2 separate regions of the Homo sapiens genome follow, and region 2 is linked to region 1. Evidence: read pairs that join two places in POLR2A ChIA-PET (ENCODE). Cell type or tissue: IMR-90. All regions are shown on one strand.

Region 1 (8,000 bases):
TCTAGAACCCAGCCAAAGAGGAGGCATTGCATTTAGCTGTCAGTCGGCTTAGGCTCCTTTCATCTAGAGCACATTCTTATGACATTGGCAATTTTCAAAAGTACAAGCCAGTTTAGTAGAGTGTCCCTCATTTTGAGGTTTTCTGATTGTTTCCTCCCAGTTAGATTCAGGTTGAATAACTTTGGAATACTATATGGGAGTTGATGTGTTTTTCTCAATGCTCAAATTGAAGTTGTCCCAGATTTTCCCGGTGGGATAAATAGATTTTTAAAGAATATCACAAAAAATACTCGAGTTGCTATATTTTAAGAAATTTGGACCAAAAAGTCAATATTTTTGTTTGCATCCTGGCATCAGTTTGTGTTGAAAATAAGGTCTCAGCTTCAATAATTAGACTACTTTCCTTGAGAGTTTTCCTTTATTGTCATTAACCAGCTTCTATTATGATTGATCATTGCTTAAATTAAGATCCAATCTTATTATTACCAAGAAAAAATAAATCTGACATACTTTGAATAGTATTTGTTTTTTTCCCAGCACCTAAAACAAAAAAAGCTACTTTGTTATTCAGAAACAACCTTTAAGGCCGGGCACAGTGGCTCACACCTGTAATCCCAGCACTTTGGGAGGCCAAGGTGGGCGGATCACCCGAGGTCAGGAGTTTGAGACCAGGCTGGCCAACATGGTAAAACCCTGTCTCTACTAAAAATACAAAAAATTAGCCAGGCAGGGTGGTGCACACCTATAATCCCAGCTATTTGGGAGGCTGAGGCAGGAGAATTGCTTGAACCCGGGAGGCAGAGATTGCAGTGAGCCAAGATTGTGCCACTGCACTGCAGCCTGGGCAACAGAGTGACACTTTGTCTCAAAACAAAAAACACAAAAACAAAAAACAAGAAACAACCTTTGTTTTCTTCAAGTAAAAAAAAAATGCTGCAGAATCATCTTAGTAATGCTTTATTTGTTAATTCCAGTTGTTTTGTTAGAATGCTAAACCCAGGTATTTTTCTTAAAGATTATATTGGATTTCTTTTTCTATATTGTAATATTATAAAGAAAAATATCACTGGCTTTAAAACATGTGTTTTATCCATCTTTACTTTTAGCTGCAGGAATACAGATGAATCAAATTGTTGGTCTTGGCATTTCAACACAGAGAGCAACTTTTATTACGTGGAACAAGTAAGTACATTCTGTGATAAGCACCCTACTGCTGGGTTCATGCCACAGTGAGTACACGGTTATGAAATCTCTTTGGGGAGTTTTAACTTTCTGAATTGAGAATAGTTTCGTTTGGTTAAGAGGGATGAAATGTGCCTGCTTTCTGGCTTGTATGCTCACTGCATGTCATTTGGGCTTGACTTATATTATATAATACCACAAAAAGACTTAACTGTCATTAAAATTATCCATTTCTTTCTTTCGGGTAAGTTAGCTTTTCAAACAAGCATAGATCAAAGATCTAAAAAATTATACCTAAAAAGAGTCAGAGGAAACTCACAAATTTCAGAAACACAGTACTGTACTATGGTTTATATTTTCAGTCTACTCTAAATTTAATATTTGTCTATAGCGGCCAGGAGCGGTGGCTCACGCCTGTAATCCCAGCACTTTGGGAGGCCGAGGTGGGCGGATCACGAGGTCAGGAGATCGAGACCATCCTGGCTAACACGGTGAAACCCCGTCTCTACTAAAAATACAAAAAATTAGCCGGGCGAGGTGGCGAGCGCCTGTAGTCCCAGCTACTCGGGAGGCTGAGGCAGGAGAATGGCGTGAACCCCAGGGGGCGGAGCCTGCAGTGAGCCGAGATTGCGCCACTGCACTCCAGCCTGGGCGACAGCGAGACTCCGTCTCAAAAAAAAAAAAAGAAAAAAAAAAGAAAATATTTGTCTATAGCATATGAGGCATATATACTCTAAACACAGTTATAATATTGTAATAGCTACTGTATAGTAAACATCTGTGACAGTCCCAAGTTCCATTATCCTTACAACAAACCTATAATTTAGGCATCATATCTGTTTTTACAGAGAAATAAGTTGTTCAGGGTTGCTCAGGGAGCAAATAGAGCCAAGATTCTAAATTGTCTTTTTGACTCAGAAGCGTATGTTCTTTATACTATCCCCATATTGCCTTCAACATGTTTCTTTCTTTTTCTTTTTCTTTTTTCTTGAGACAGGGTCTTACTCTGTTACCCAGGCTGGAGTGTAGTGGCATGATTACAGCTCACTGCAGCCTCAACTTCCCAGGCTCAGGTAATCCTCCCGCCTTAGCCTCCTGAGTAGCTGGGACTACAGGTGCACTCCAATATGCCTGGCTAATTTTTTTGTATTTTTTGTAGAGACGGGGTTTCACCATATTGCCAAGCTGGTCTCGAATTCCTTGGCTCAAGCAATTCTTCCACCTCAGCCACCTCCCCCAGCTAGCATGTGTTTCTCTGTGTCTTGGTTTAAACACACACCCACATTCCCTCCCCCAAAATCCCCCCGCCCACGTACCCACACACACCACTGTAAAATGTGTTTTTGTTAAAGCATTAGGCTCCAAAGGACATCTTGAGCTTGGGCAGTGGGAAAGAAAAGTGAGCAGAGGGGGAAAAGATGAATCTGAAAAATATAATTAGGGTGAATTCACAAGGACTTGGCTTCTAATTCAGTATTGGGCAGGAAGAAGAAATTTGAATTTACCAATACTGCTGGCCTTGATGTTTGGGCTGTATGATAGAAATCATAGAGAATGTAAGGAGGAATGGGCTGGGTAGTAGTGAGAGTAGGTAGAAGGAAAAATGATAAAATGTTTGGTTTTGGACGTGTGAATGTGGAGATATCTCAGAGGTGACTAGAACATTGGTTTAACTTGGACTGAGGCATAGCACATCTCCATCAGATAGGATCTTTTTATTTTCATTTTTGGGGGATGAGGTCTTCACTTTGCTACCTAGGCTGGAGTGCAGTGGCACGATCATAGCTCACTGCAGCCTCGAACTCGTGGGCTCAAGGGATCCTCCCACATCAGCCTCCCAAGTAGCTAGGACTATAGGTGTGTACCACACTATGGCTGGCTAATTTTTAAAATTTTTATAGAGATGGAGTCTCACCATGTTGCCTAGACTGTTCTTGAACTCTGAGCCTCAAGTGATCTGCCTGCCTTGGCGTCCCAAAGCGCTGGGATTACAGGCGTGAGCCACCATGCTCGGCCCAGTACTCTTTTTTTTCAGGACATGCTGCATCTCAGATTGATGCCTACATCTGCAGTTCCTCTGTGCTTACTCCACTCCCCAGCACTGGCCTTGGTTATGGCAAATCTTAAATAAATCTTATACAGTAGTATATTGTCAGATGAAGGGGTGAATGAATTAAACTTACCTGTACAGATAAGGTATCTAATCTTAGTGACCCTGTTGACATTTTGAGCTGAATAATTCGTTGTCATGGGGACCGTCCTGTGGTGTTGCAGCTGTTCAGCAGCATCCCTGGCCTCTACCCACTAGATGTCAGTAGCACCCCAGCCCACCTCACCACCATTTGTACCAACCATAAATGTCTCAAAACATTGCTGAACGTCCCCTGGGGACATCCCCAATTTGGAACCATTGGTGTAGATGAAGTCTCAAAAAATAGGTGTGTTCTCTGGTAGAGATTATGTGGAGAAAAGAAAAGCAAGCTAAGGATTTGGACTGCGGGTCCCTGCTCCCACCAAATTTAAAGTGAGTCAGGGAAGAAAAAGCCAGCAAAGCAGGACCAACGCTAATCTGGGAAGTGGATGGATGAAAGTGGAGGGAGGAGTATTCTCAGGGAAAGAACTGATTGGATGTGTCATATTCACTTGGCCATTGGCCCCAGTGATTGCTTTCATCAGGACCTGGCTACCATATCACTCATGACAGTAAGGTCGGAATATTAGGAAGCAGAGTTTTTGTCTGATGCTAGGACTATACATCACCATTAGAAGGAATAGAAGAGTTAGATTTCAAGACAGTTCACTTTCCTTACTGGTGGTGGTGGTGTTGTAGAGGGATAAGACTTCTTCCTAAAGCAATTCATTGTGAGTTTTTTATCTTGGCTGTCCTTTTTTCTTTTTTGAAATGTTTGTATTCTTTCATGAGTTTTGGGAACATTCTTTGCTTGTAGAAACTGAAATAGTGGATATTTTTTGAAGAAAGACTGAAAGCCTTTGTGCTTCTTTTACATTAAAATAATGGAGCGGAGCCTATTCTGCTCATTGGGCCCCAGGGAGCCAATGTGGTGTATGATGCTGACAGATTCCACAAGAGCCCTAGCAAACAGCCGGGACACAACACAGATGGGCACAGCACAGGGCCAGCCAGAAGCACTAATTGTTCATTTGTGAGAGAAAAGGAGAGACAGACTAGATCCTGTGGAAAAACCTATTGTTCGTTCCAGTCCTGGCCAGCAGCTCCTCCTCCCAGCTTGTTGTTTTTTTCCTCCTGCATCCATGGTGCATTTCTGTCCTCATGGCCATAGAAACATTATTTTCCTCACAGTTGCTGTCAGGAGGTCTAAAACTTTGAACTTTCTTTTTGTTTTTCTCCCTATCTCTCCCCCATCCCCCTGTTAGGGACCAGGAAACTTACGAACTTTTTTCAGTCTTTGAGCTTTCTTCATGTTCTTCAGGTTAAGCTTTTTTTCCAATATATTCAAAAAGTGGTGTGTTTAGCCTGCTTTCTAAAATAACTCTAACTGATAACACTTCCATTTTGGTTCTTTTAAATTCCTTTTGTTCTAAAAAAAAAAAATCACGAGCTGTTTTGTTTCTTTAGTCAATGTCTCTTGGGAGATTTCTGCCAGCTAACTTCAGATCAGGGTGTGTGCCAATTAGCAACACAAACTGTGAGTCATGGGAGCCTGGATTCACTCATAACTGTTTGAGGGCTCACAGGGAGTAATGCACCGTGCTGGGGGCTGCACTGCGTATACAGATGAATAAGAATACCAGCCCTAATTTACAATCTCATTATATAGGTACACAAATTACTCTATATTCCCATTGCACAAAATAGATTTTTATTGTAGTATTTGATACTTACATTAATGAGTCTTACCAAATACTTATGACTTAAAATATATTAAGAGCCACAGAATGATGTAAAGTGTTAGAAGGGTTTAAGACAATTAATTTACAACATTGCCATTTATACTTTTCCTTCATTTTTCCTTTTTTTGTTGATAGAGATAAAATAAACCCAGGTCAGTGCTGAGTGAATATTGGAATGTATGCTATTACTTGAAAAATCAGTATTCTAGATTGTCTTGTTCTATGTTATAAATTAATGATGCCACTTTCATCTTGTGATTTTGTCTCTCCCCCTCACTGCTTTTCAGCCACACTAGCCATTCAGTTCCTCTAAGACACGCTTTATCTTGCTCTAGGACATTTGAACATATAGCACATTTTGTTGGGAATGTTCATACTTCTGATTCCTTCTTATCCTTCAGAGCTGAGATCCATTGCCATTTCTGAAGCCTTCACTGACCACCACACAGGGGCCATCTGTTAAATACTCTCATGGCACCTCTATTTATCCATTTTTTTTTTTTTGAGGCGGAGTCTCACTCTTTTGCCCAGGCTGGAGTGCAGTGGTGCTATCTCGGCTCACTGCAAGCTCTGCCTCCCGAGTTCACGCCATTCTCCTGCCTCAGCCTCCCGAGGAGCTGGGACTACAGGTGCCCGCCACCGCGCTCGGCTAATTTTTTGTATTTTTAGTAGAGACGGGGTTTCACCATGTTAGCCAGGATGGTCTCGATTTCCTGACCTCGTGATCCGCCTTCCTCGGCCTCCTAAAGTGCTGGGATTACAGGCGTGAGCCACCACGCCCGGCCTCTATTTATCCTTTATAGGGCGTATTCCAGCTGTAAGTGAGCAACTGAGTAATTGATTATTTGTTTACATTCCCTGGTAGAAAGTACAGTCATCAGGGCAAAAGTGCTGTGTGTCTCTGTTCATAGCTGTGTACCCAACTCCTGGTACAAATTGGCTTATAAATTTTTGCTGAAACCAGTGATTGAACATCAGATTTAAGTGTATAAGTATGTGCTGTTGTAGAATGGCTCTGAAGAATTATATATCAATAGATTTTATCTTTATCAAACACAATCTGATCTTTGACAAAGGTGCTAAGACCAGCCAGCAGAACAAGAATAGTTTTTTCAACAGATGGTGCTGGGAAAACTGAACATTCACATGCAAAAGAATTAAATTGGACCCTTACCTAATACCATATACAAAAATGAATCCCAAAATGCATCAAAGACCTACATTTAAAAGCTTAAACTATAAACTAAAAACTCTTAGAAGAAAACAGGAGAAAATCATCATGACTTTGGATTTGGCAGTGATTCCTTAAATGACATCAAAAGCAGTTAACAAAATAAAAAATAGATAAATTGGACTTTATATATCAAAGGACATTTATTTTTTCATTTGTTTATGATGACTAATTTTTCAATTTTCTTAACTATTGGAACTCTCCAAAGTAGAAAAATTACCCTAAATTTAATTATAAATAATAAGTAAGCTATGTTAAAATTAATTTGACATAATGTGCAATTTGCATTTAAAAAATGTCTGAAAAAATTTAGTCATTGATATCTAATATGCAGTTAGGCTTCAGAAAACCACCTGCAGCATGTAACGTGGAAGGTGTGCATCTTGGTAGGTTTGATTTGTAATTTCATCCAAGATTGAGGACTAAAACAATAGGAAATCACTCCTCTGATTTGTACTCATGATAATGGTGACCATTTGGATCTCTAAAGCGAAAAGAAGTAACATGCTCATGATCTAGGTAAATGTTGCGATTTCCATTAATAAAGGTGAAAAACAGGACCCTATCAACAGAGTGAATATTGCGTGATCTGGCCAGCAGCCCGCAATACAACGGGGCTCTCTCTTTGTTCCTAGGTGGATCAGCAGGTTGAGAAATAATAGACACAAACAAGATAGTGAAAGCTGGGTCCAGGGGGGTCACCGCCTTCTGGTCCTGCGGTGCCAACAATGCACTGGATATACCAGCATTTATTATTAAGTTTAGTGAGGGCGGGGGTAGGTTAGTGAGAGATTTAGGGTCATTTGATTATGAGGTGAGATGGTCACATGGGGATGAAGTAATTCTTTAACATAACATTTGTATGTAGAAGTACAGTACATTTGTATGTAGAAGTACAGTATACAGAGATAAGAATTTACAATATAATGTGTGCATCAGTAATTTCTAACAGAGCCTTAAAACAGAAACACAATCTTTCCATAACCTATGATTAGCAAGATATTGATCAGCAGTAACAGTTGCAACAAAAGCTGGTTAGAAACAATCCATGGAAACAGGACGTGAAGCTAGACAACCAGTTAGACCAGAAATTCTCAGAAGGGAGTATGTCTTAACCCTAAAGAGGCCTAGAAGAGCCGTGGCAAGATGAGGGCGTTTATAGCCCTATCTTATCCATATGGATAGGCACCCCCCTCATGCGTCCGTTTATAGGCTCTCCACAAGGGTCACATTCCATTCCCAGAGCTATGAACATCTGCTTTTCTGGGATAGGAATCTTGGTGATGTGAAACCTCCCTGACTGCATGTCCATTCATAGGCTTTCTGCAGGGGGAAGCACATCACCCGCTGTTGGCTCATTCTGGCAGTCCAACCTGGCATTGTCTTTACACAGTCCTACATGCAATTTTGTATTTACAATAATCAGGAGCATTTCATCTTTTATTCTGTAGCCATAGTTTCAGGGGGTCTCCCTACATCTCCCCCTTTTCTCTGATTTAAATGAACCGTAGCAATCATAGGTTGGTGCTGATCACGATTGGATTGAAGAATAATTTTTCCAATTTTACACGTGAACAATAAACCAATAGCACAAATTATACACAGAACAAAATTAACGATAGTGGATCCTCCCAAAGATTTTACCCATTGAATAGGGTTGAGATTAGATAATCCCTCAGAGATACTGTCTAAAACAAGTCATGGAATGGGAGAA
Region 2 (8,000 bases), 170 kb before region 1:
TGTAGACTTTACAATGTCTGTCACAACTACTCAACTTTACCATGTAGCGCAAAAGCAGCCATAGACAGGAAGTAAATGGATAACTATGTTCCAGTAAACTTTTATCTAAAAAACTAGGAGGCTGTCTGAATTACTTTAGATTGGAAAAGCCATCACATACTCCTGGCAACCCCCAATCTATTTTCTGTCTTCATGGATTTACCTATTTTAGATGTTTCATATAAATGGAATCATATGATATATGGCCTTTTGTATCAGGCTTCTTTCATTTAGCATGCTTTCGAAGTTCATACACATTGTAGCATGTGTCAGTGCTTATTCCTCTTTATGGCTGAATAATATTCCATTGTATGGATATGCCACTGTTTGTTTATCCATTTGTTCATTTATGAACATTTGGATTGTTTCTACCTTTTGGCTATTTGAATAGTGGTGCTATGATCATTTGTGTATCAATATTTGTTTGAGTACCTGTTTCCAATCCGGGGGGGTTGGAATGCTTAGAATTGTTGGGTCATGTGTTAATTATATGTTGCTTTTTGAGGAACTGCCAAACCGTTTTCCACAACAGCTGCACCATTTTACAGTCCCACCAGTAATGTACAGATGTTCCAGTTTTTCCATGTCATCACCAAAACTTATTTTTTTCCCTGTTTTTTAATTATAACGATCCTAGTGGATGTGAGAACAGGAGTTTTGTATAGCTCTATGAGTTCTTATTTAATCACAGAGACAGTTGGAGAAGTACCCACAGAGTAAAATAAATAATGCAAAAAGTCTCAAGTTAGGTACCTGGAACTGCTAGCGTATTTATTTAAAGTTTATTTACACACTTGATTATGAGTTGATAGTTTACGATAGTTGACGATTATCGTCCTAGAATATCTGCATACTCATTCATATGTATATTTCATGTTTATTCTTTATTTTAGCTACCTGAGAAGAAAAGGAATAATAATAAATGAAACATCTGCAGTTGTGTATGCTCAGTTACTCACAGGTCGTAAATATCAAATAAATCAAAATGGTGAAGTTCGTCTAGAGAAACAGTGGTCAAAACAAGTTGTTCCTTTTGTTTATCAAACTATTGTCAAGGTAAGTCTATATCAAGTTTCAATTCTGTCTTAATATACACTATTAATACACTATTCACTGTATAATGAAAAGATATGTTAATATAAATAGACTAATTCAGCAATGTATAATAGAGATTATCATTTAATATAATTTACAAAATAACTTATTATTTGTAAGAAGTATTACATGCTCAGACACTCAGTATATATAGTTAGGAAACTTGTCTTTTATGCTTTCGTATGCTTTTTTTTTTTTCTTTTTTTTTTTTTGAGACAGAGTCTCGCTCTGTTGCCCGGGCTGGAGTGCAGTGGCGCCATCTCGGCTCACTGCAGGCTCCGCCTTCTGGGTTCACGCCATTCTCCTGCCACAGCTTCCCGAGTAGCTGGGACTACAGGTGCCCGCCAGCACACCTGGCTAATTTTTTGGTATTTTTTAGTGGAGATGGGGTTTCACCATGTTAGCCAGGATGGTCTCAATCTCCTGACCTCGTGATCCACCCACCTCGGCCTCCCAAAGTGCTGAGATTACAGGCGTGAGCCACTGCGCCCAGCCTTTTATGGTTTTTTTTAAGGACTTAGACTCTAAAAGAAAAAATCCCACCATTAACTTACACCCTTGAATTTTATATTTTTATTCTTCAAAAATGTTTGCCTTAAATCTTATAAATGTAAAAGGCATTTTATTTTTGCATTTATAATCTTAGATACGATAAGAGGACAAAAATTTTTTTAAGTATGTAGCGATCCTGTAATTTGGGGTGTTATAGTACAGTGTAGTGATTAAGTGACTTAAGAACACTGGCTGCCTGAGTTGGCTTCTTAGCTGCATGACCTTGGACAAGATTCATCCCCTTTCTGTGCCCCAGTTTTGTCATCTGTAAAGTGAGGCTAATAATGGTCTCTGCCACAGAGGTTTGTCATGAGGATTAAATGAACTCAATAAATGTGTGAAGCACATAGAAGGGTGCCTGCCATATAACCAGTCAACAAATTTTAGCTCTTGGCATTATGTAGAAAAATCTTCACATTGACATTTGCAAACAGCATAGTCATAATCCCATAGGAAAAAAACTTGATACGCAATCTATAGAAATTATGACTAAGATTATTTACTTTTATTTTATGTAGGACATCCGAGCTTTCGACTCCCGTTTCTCCAATATCAAAACATTGGATGATTTGTTTCCTCTGAGAAGTATGGTCTTTATGCTGGGAACTCCCTATTATGGCTGCACTGGAGAAGTTAGTTTCCATTATTGTTACTGATACATTTTTCTCTAGTTTAAAGCAGTTACTTAACTTCTCTTCATTTAGGTTTAAATTAAAATATAATAATGAAGGGAAAAAATAAAGAATTTATCCATGTAACTTATGAACACAGTGTTTGACTTATATATCTAAATACTATATATCTAAGACTAAAGACCATATACTTTTAGTCTTGAGCAGATTAGGATCAAGAGGTGGTGTGTTCAAATCCTGATCTCTTTTTTTTTAGCAGTTTTGTTTATTGTAGTGGTATGGATGAAACGATTTTGTAACTATTTTAGACATGTAATAGGCTTGAGTGAATTTGTAAATGCGTTCATATTTGAGGAACTTTGGTTCTTAAATGGAAAAAGGTACATGCAAATATGGAAGGAGAGAAAGCAAGAAAGAACCTATAGGGACAGATTTGGAAGTATTAGTGTGAACTCTTGGTTTCTAAAATATGTATATATGTTTGTATATCTGTGTATATAGGCACATATATATGTGTATATATATATACACGTATGCATATGTTTCTAGCTCTATTTGCTGAAAGGAATAAGAAGCAAAGACACCTTAGCACAATGAGCACATGTACCACCCAGATCTTGACGTCTAATTTCATAACTCACTAAAAGGAACAGGGCTTCTCAGAGAAATTGCTGATTCTGGATCTGGGGCAGGGAAGATACAAGATGAACCTGGAACATCTTGTTATGTCAGAAAGTAAGGAGGTGCTCAGAAGAATGGTGGGAGTATGTCATGTAAACACAGGAACCAGGTTGAGGGTACTACCACTGCCCAAATCTTGGATACTTTGAGTGACAAAATAATTAAATTCAGTAGTTAATTATAAACCACTGGGGGGAAAACAGGAATTCATGATTCCGTAGTGACAGTAAAAAGATAAATAGGGAAAGGAAGGTCTCTTGTCTGTAGTAGCATGTAAGAAGTAAATTTGGAGAGAGTGCTGCAGTTGAAAAACCATTGTGCAACCATTATGATAAAGATTGAATCATGTAAGAATCATCTTTGGGAACTAAATCTAGGGGGCATTTTTTTTTTAAATCAGGAGCAGGATATTTGCATGGTCTTAGAATGTATCTCCTACAGATTATTTATTAGCTGCAAGGGAAACGAAAACTGTAATTATGCAGGAAAAAAATTGAGCAACATATTAATGGTATAATCAAAGTTAGCATCGCATTAAAGGACAGATGAACATTGTGTACCTCCAGATGTAATACCCTTTGGAGGACACATCACCTATGCAGTATTCTGGCTGTGAATGTACTACCATAACCTAATTATGTGGAAGCATCAAACAAACCCAAAATAAGGAACTGTTTTTTTGTTTTGTTTTGTTTTTAAAAGGCAGGTTGGAGAGGGAGGGACAAATTATATATTCTTCAAAATGTCAATGTTGGCTGGGTATGGTGGCTCACTCCTGTAATCCCAGCACTTTGGGAGGCCAAGATAGGCAATCACTTGAGGCCAGGAGTTCGAGACCAGGCTGGCCAACACAGCGAAACCTCATCTCTGCTAAAATTATAAAAATTAGCTGGGTATGGTGGCATATGCATGTAATCTCAGCTACTTGGGAGGCTGAGAATAAGAATTGCTTGAACCTGGGAGACAGAGGTTGTGGTGAACCAAGATCATACCACTGCACTCCAGCCTTGATGACACAGTGAGACTCTATCTTAAAAAAAAAAAAAAAAAAAAAAGCAATAACTTAAAAGGTCAGTGTTATAAAAACAAAAAAAGGCAGTGGATACATTTTAGATTAAAGGATGCTAAAGAGATATGACAATTAAATGCAATATCTGATCCTAATCTGGATCTTGTAATAAAGGAAGAAAATAGTTCTATAAAGGACATTATTTGGTCAACTGACAAAATTGGAATATAGATGGTAGCTTAGATGAAAGTATTATGTCAATGTAAATTTATATACTTAATAACTGTACTGTGATTATATAGTAAAATATCTATCTTAGGAAATACACACTGAAATATTGAGGTCAGGGACATGATGTATGTAATATATACTCAAGGGGTTCAGAAAGATAACTATGTATAAGTAAATACACACATAGTACACAAAAGTTAAAGGCATTTGTTTTACAATGCTAACAACAGGTGAATCTGGATAAATTTTTTTTCTTTTCTTTCTTTCTTTTTTTTTTTGGAGACAGAGTCTCGCTCTATTACCCAGGATAGAATGCAGTGGCATGATCTGGGCTCACTGCAACCTCCACTTTTTTTTTTTTTTGCAACTTTTTGGTACTTTGAAATTATTTGCAAATAAAAAGTTAATTTAAAAAAGAATGATTGGGCCAAGCACAGTGGCACACACCTGTAATCCCAGCACATTGAGAGGCCAAGGCGGGCGTGGGGAAATTGGTTGAGCACAGGAGTTTGAGACCAGCCTGGGCAACATGGCAAAATCCCATCTCTGCAAATAATTGAGCTTAGTGGTGCATACCTGTAGCTCCAGCTGCTTGAGAGGCTGAGGTGGGAAGATTGTTTGAGCCCAGGAAGGCAAGTGCAGCAAGTCGGCAAGCCATGATAGTGCCACTACACTCCAGCCTAGATGACAGAGCAAGACCCTGTTGCCAAAAAAAAAAATGATTGTCCAGGTGCAGTGGCTTACACCTATTATCTTACCACTTTGGGGAGACCAAGGCAGGAAGATTACTTGAGCCCAAGAGTTCAAGGTTGCAGTGAGCTGTGATCCCACCACTTTAGCCTGAATGACAGAGCGAGATCCTGTCTACGGCCATACCACCCTGAACGCACCTGATCTCGTCTGACAGAATGAGATCCTGTCAAAAAGAAAACAAGAAAAAACAAATTAACAACCATTAAAGCAATGATACAGTGACTCAAATTTATAGTATTATAGATCCTGTCTCAAAAGAAGTTAACCATTAAAGCAACGATACAGTGACTCAAATTTACAGTATTTTCATACCCACTTAACAAATTTCAAGAGAATTTCCACTATCCAACTTGTCATACTGTATTTCAAAAATAATAGTGTTCAAATAAGTTAAAAAATAAAATGTACTGAAAGAGACTATACTGTGATTTTTTTTTCTTCTAAGGTTCAGGATTCAGGTGATGTGATTACAGAAGGTAGGATTCGTGTGATTTTCAGCATTCCATGTGAACCCAATCTTGATGCTTTAATACAGAACCAGCATGTGAGTACAGTAGTTTGTATTGTTTCATTTAGAATTGATAAACTTTTAAAATATTAGGATATTTTTGCCACCTCCTTTGAATTTATTTCAGATATTTTATTTAATAATGATTAGATTCTCTCTCCCAGTTGCATCTGGTATTTAAAAATAAGTGTGGAATCTGTGCTCAAAACTTCATGTAGATCTTTGTGGGGGGAAATCACTGAAATCCCGTTATTAATCCATAGTGATTGTTATGGATTATTGTGTTCAAGCTTATAAGAGGCACATTGATTAGCACACCCTCTGGGAACAGATTTAGGTGTTTTAAACCTTTCATAATAATTCAGAGCCTGCATTTTTAGTTGCAAGTGACAAATGGCCTTTCTGCAAAGGCTGTATGTATCTCTTCAGCTAAGAATGAACAGTCTCAATCCTAAAGAATATTGGAAAAATGCATTTAAGTTAACAGCATCTTTTTCAGGACCTTCTCACCAAAAAATTCCACTGGCGTTCTTTTCTCTTGTTAAAATAGAGGGAAGGTTCTGATATCTGTCATTTGTTCTTATTGATTGGTTGGATAATTAGCTAAAATTAATTCGCAATCAACCAGCTTCATTTTCTGACTCTCATGCCTCGTTCTTTCTGATTTATATCTCCATTTTGATGGAGCACTTACTCCAGTAGCTTCTGAGAAAACTTGCATGTCTGGAGATGTCTTTATTCTTCTCCTACACTTGATTGATAGTTTGCCTGGGTGTAGAATCCTAGATTAGAGATTATTTTCCCTCAGAATTTTGTTTTGGTTTTGGTTTTGGTTTTTTCTTTTTGTGAGACAGAGTTTCGCTCTGTCATCCAGGCTGGAGTGCAGTGGCACGATCTTGGCTCAGTGCAACCTCTGCCTCCCTGGTTCAAGTGATTCTCCTGCCTCAGCCTCCCAAGTAGCTGGGATTACAGGCACCCACCACCATGCCCGGCTAAATTTTGTATTTTTTTTTTTTTTTAGTAGAGATGGGGTTTCACCATGTTGGTCTCAAACCCCTGACCTCAAGTGATCTGCCTGCCTCGGCCTCCCAAAGTGCTGGGATTACAGGTGTGAGCCACAACACCTGGCCTTCCCTCAGAATTTTGAAACCACTGTTCCATTCTCTTCTCGTTTCCATATTGTTGTTGATAAATCCTGTGCCATTCTGATTCTGAATTTCTGTATGTGATCTATTTTCATTTTCTGAAATCTTTTTAGCACCTTTCCCTTACTGGTGCTTTTTAATAATGTGAGGATGTGTGCCTTGGTATGGATCTTTTTTCTTCCCTTCTCCTGTTCAGCTCTTTCAGGCTTGCAACTGATGCCCTTCCATTCTGAGAAACTTTCTTGTATTATTTCTTTGATAATTTTCTCCTCACTATTTTTTTCCTGCTTTCTATTTCTGGGAATCCTTTTAGTTCAATCTTAGACCTTCTGGATTGATCTTCTTAGTTTTATCTCTCCTCATCCATTTCCTATATTGTTATACTTCTGTTCTACTTTGGGAAATTCATTCAACTTTATTGTTTATCATTTAAAATTTCTATTTGATTTAATCATTTTAATTTCTAAAAGTGTGTCCTTATTCTCTGGCTATATATAGCATCTTGTTCTTACAGTGAATGGAATATCTTCATTTATTTCTCTGAAGATAATTCTAGGATTTATCCTTCTATTTTTTGTGTTTTCTGTTAAACCTTTCATAACAATTCAGCACCTGCATTTTTAGTTGGAAGTGACAAATGGCCTTTCTGCAAAAGCTGTATGTATCCACTCAGCTAAGAATGAACAGTCTCAACCCTCAAGAATATTGGAAAATTGCATTTAAGTTAACAGCATCTTTTTTAGGACTTTCTCACCAAAAATTTCCAGTGGCTTTCCTTTCTCCTGTTAAAACAGAGGGAAGGTTCTGATATCTGTCATTTGTTCTTATTGATTGGTTGGATAATTAACTTAGCTAAAATTAATTCACAATCAACCAGCTATTGCTACTTAGCCTTTTTTTTTCCACTAATAGTAAAATATAAAGCTTTATATCCTGTGAAATGAATTTAAGGCATTATGTATCAGCACACCCATGAGGAAACTTTATGTATGGAAGGCAGTCATCCCTAAAATCTTACCATCTGGTGCCATTTGAAGAACAAATTTAGACAGCAGTCATGAAACCAGGAGAGTGGCTCTTTAGATAAAGTAGCTGGAGCTTTGTACTGGGAATCAGTGAAGGTTAAATAACTTGTGTTCCTTCATCCCTGGCTTTTTCTAGATCTAGAAGAGCCTGTCCTGTTGTATGATAGTGTACAGTGTTGTTTCTTTCTCTTTACATACGTTTAACTTTCACTCAAGCTGACTTCTTTTTTTACCACAACATTCTCAGCTACTTATTTTATATTTTCTAGGATGTTTGTGATGGTTTTAATGAATCTTAAATTATAGCAAAACCCATTATTTCTCAAAAGG

Evidence for each region. ChIA-PET counts read pairs that join two places held together with the same protein. Peaks named below come from ENCODE experiments on the same cell type or tissue, not always from the same donor. Only the 100,000 strongest peaks of a DNase experiment are listed, where the experiment ranks them.
Region 2: POLR2A ChIA-PET joins it to region 1 with 20 read pairs; 2 of 35 experiments call an interaction of 5 or more read pairs at or near these places.

What each region holds. Positions count from the first base shown.
Region 1 is chr3:142,206,708-142,214,707 of GRCh38, reverse strand. It overlaps GK5 (glycerol kinase 5), which reads left to right. Exons shown (of 16, transcript NM_001039547.3): 3 at 1,107-1,182. Among named protein-coding and RNA genes, the nearest start is that of GK5, 15 kb to the left of the region's middle. In IMR-90, a CTCF peak has its summit at 3,491 (motif pointing right); a DNase peak (open chromatin) is centred at 4,827; H3K27ac peaks cover 443 bases.
Region 2 is chr3:142,377,618-142,385,617 of GRCh38, reverse strand. It overlaps XRN1 (5'-3' exoribonuclease 1), which reads left to right. Exons shown (of 41, transcript NM_001282857.2): 21 at 933-1,095; 22 at 2,205-2,318; 23 at 5,438-5,536. Among named protein-coding and RNA genes, the nearest start is that of XRN1, 66 kb to the left of the region's middle. In IMR-90, no CTCF peak of the experiment used is centred here; no DNase peak of the experiment used is centred here.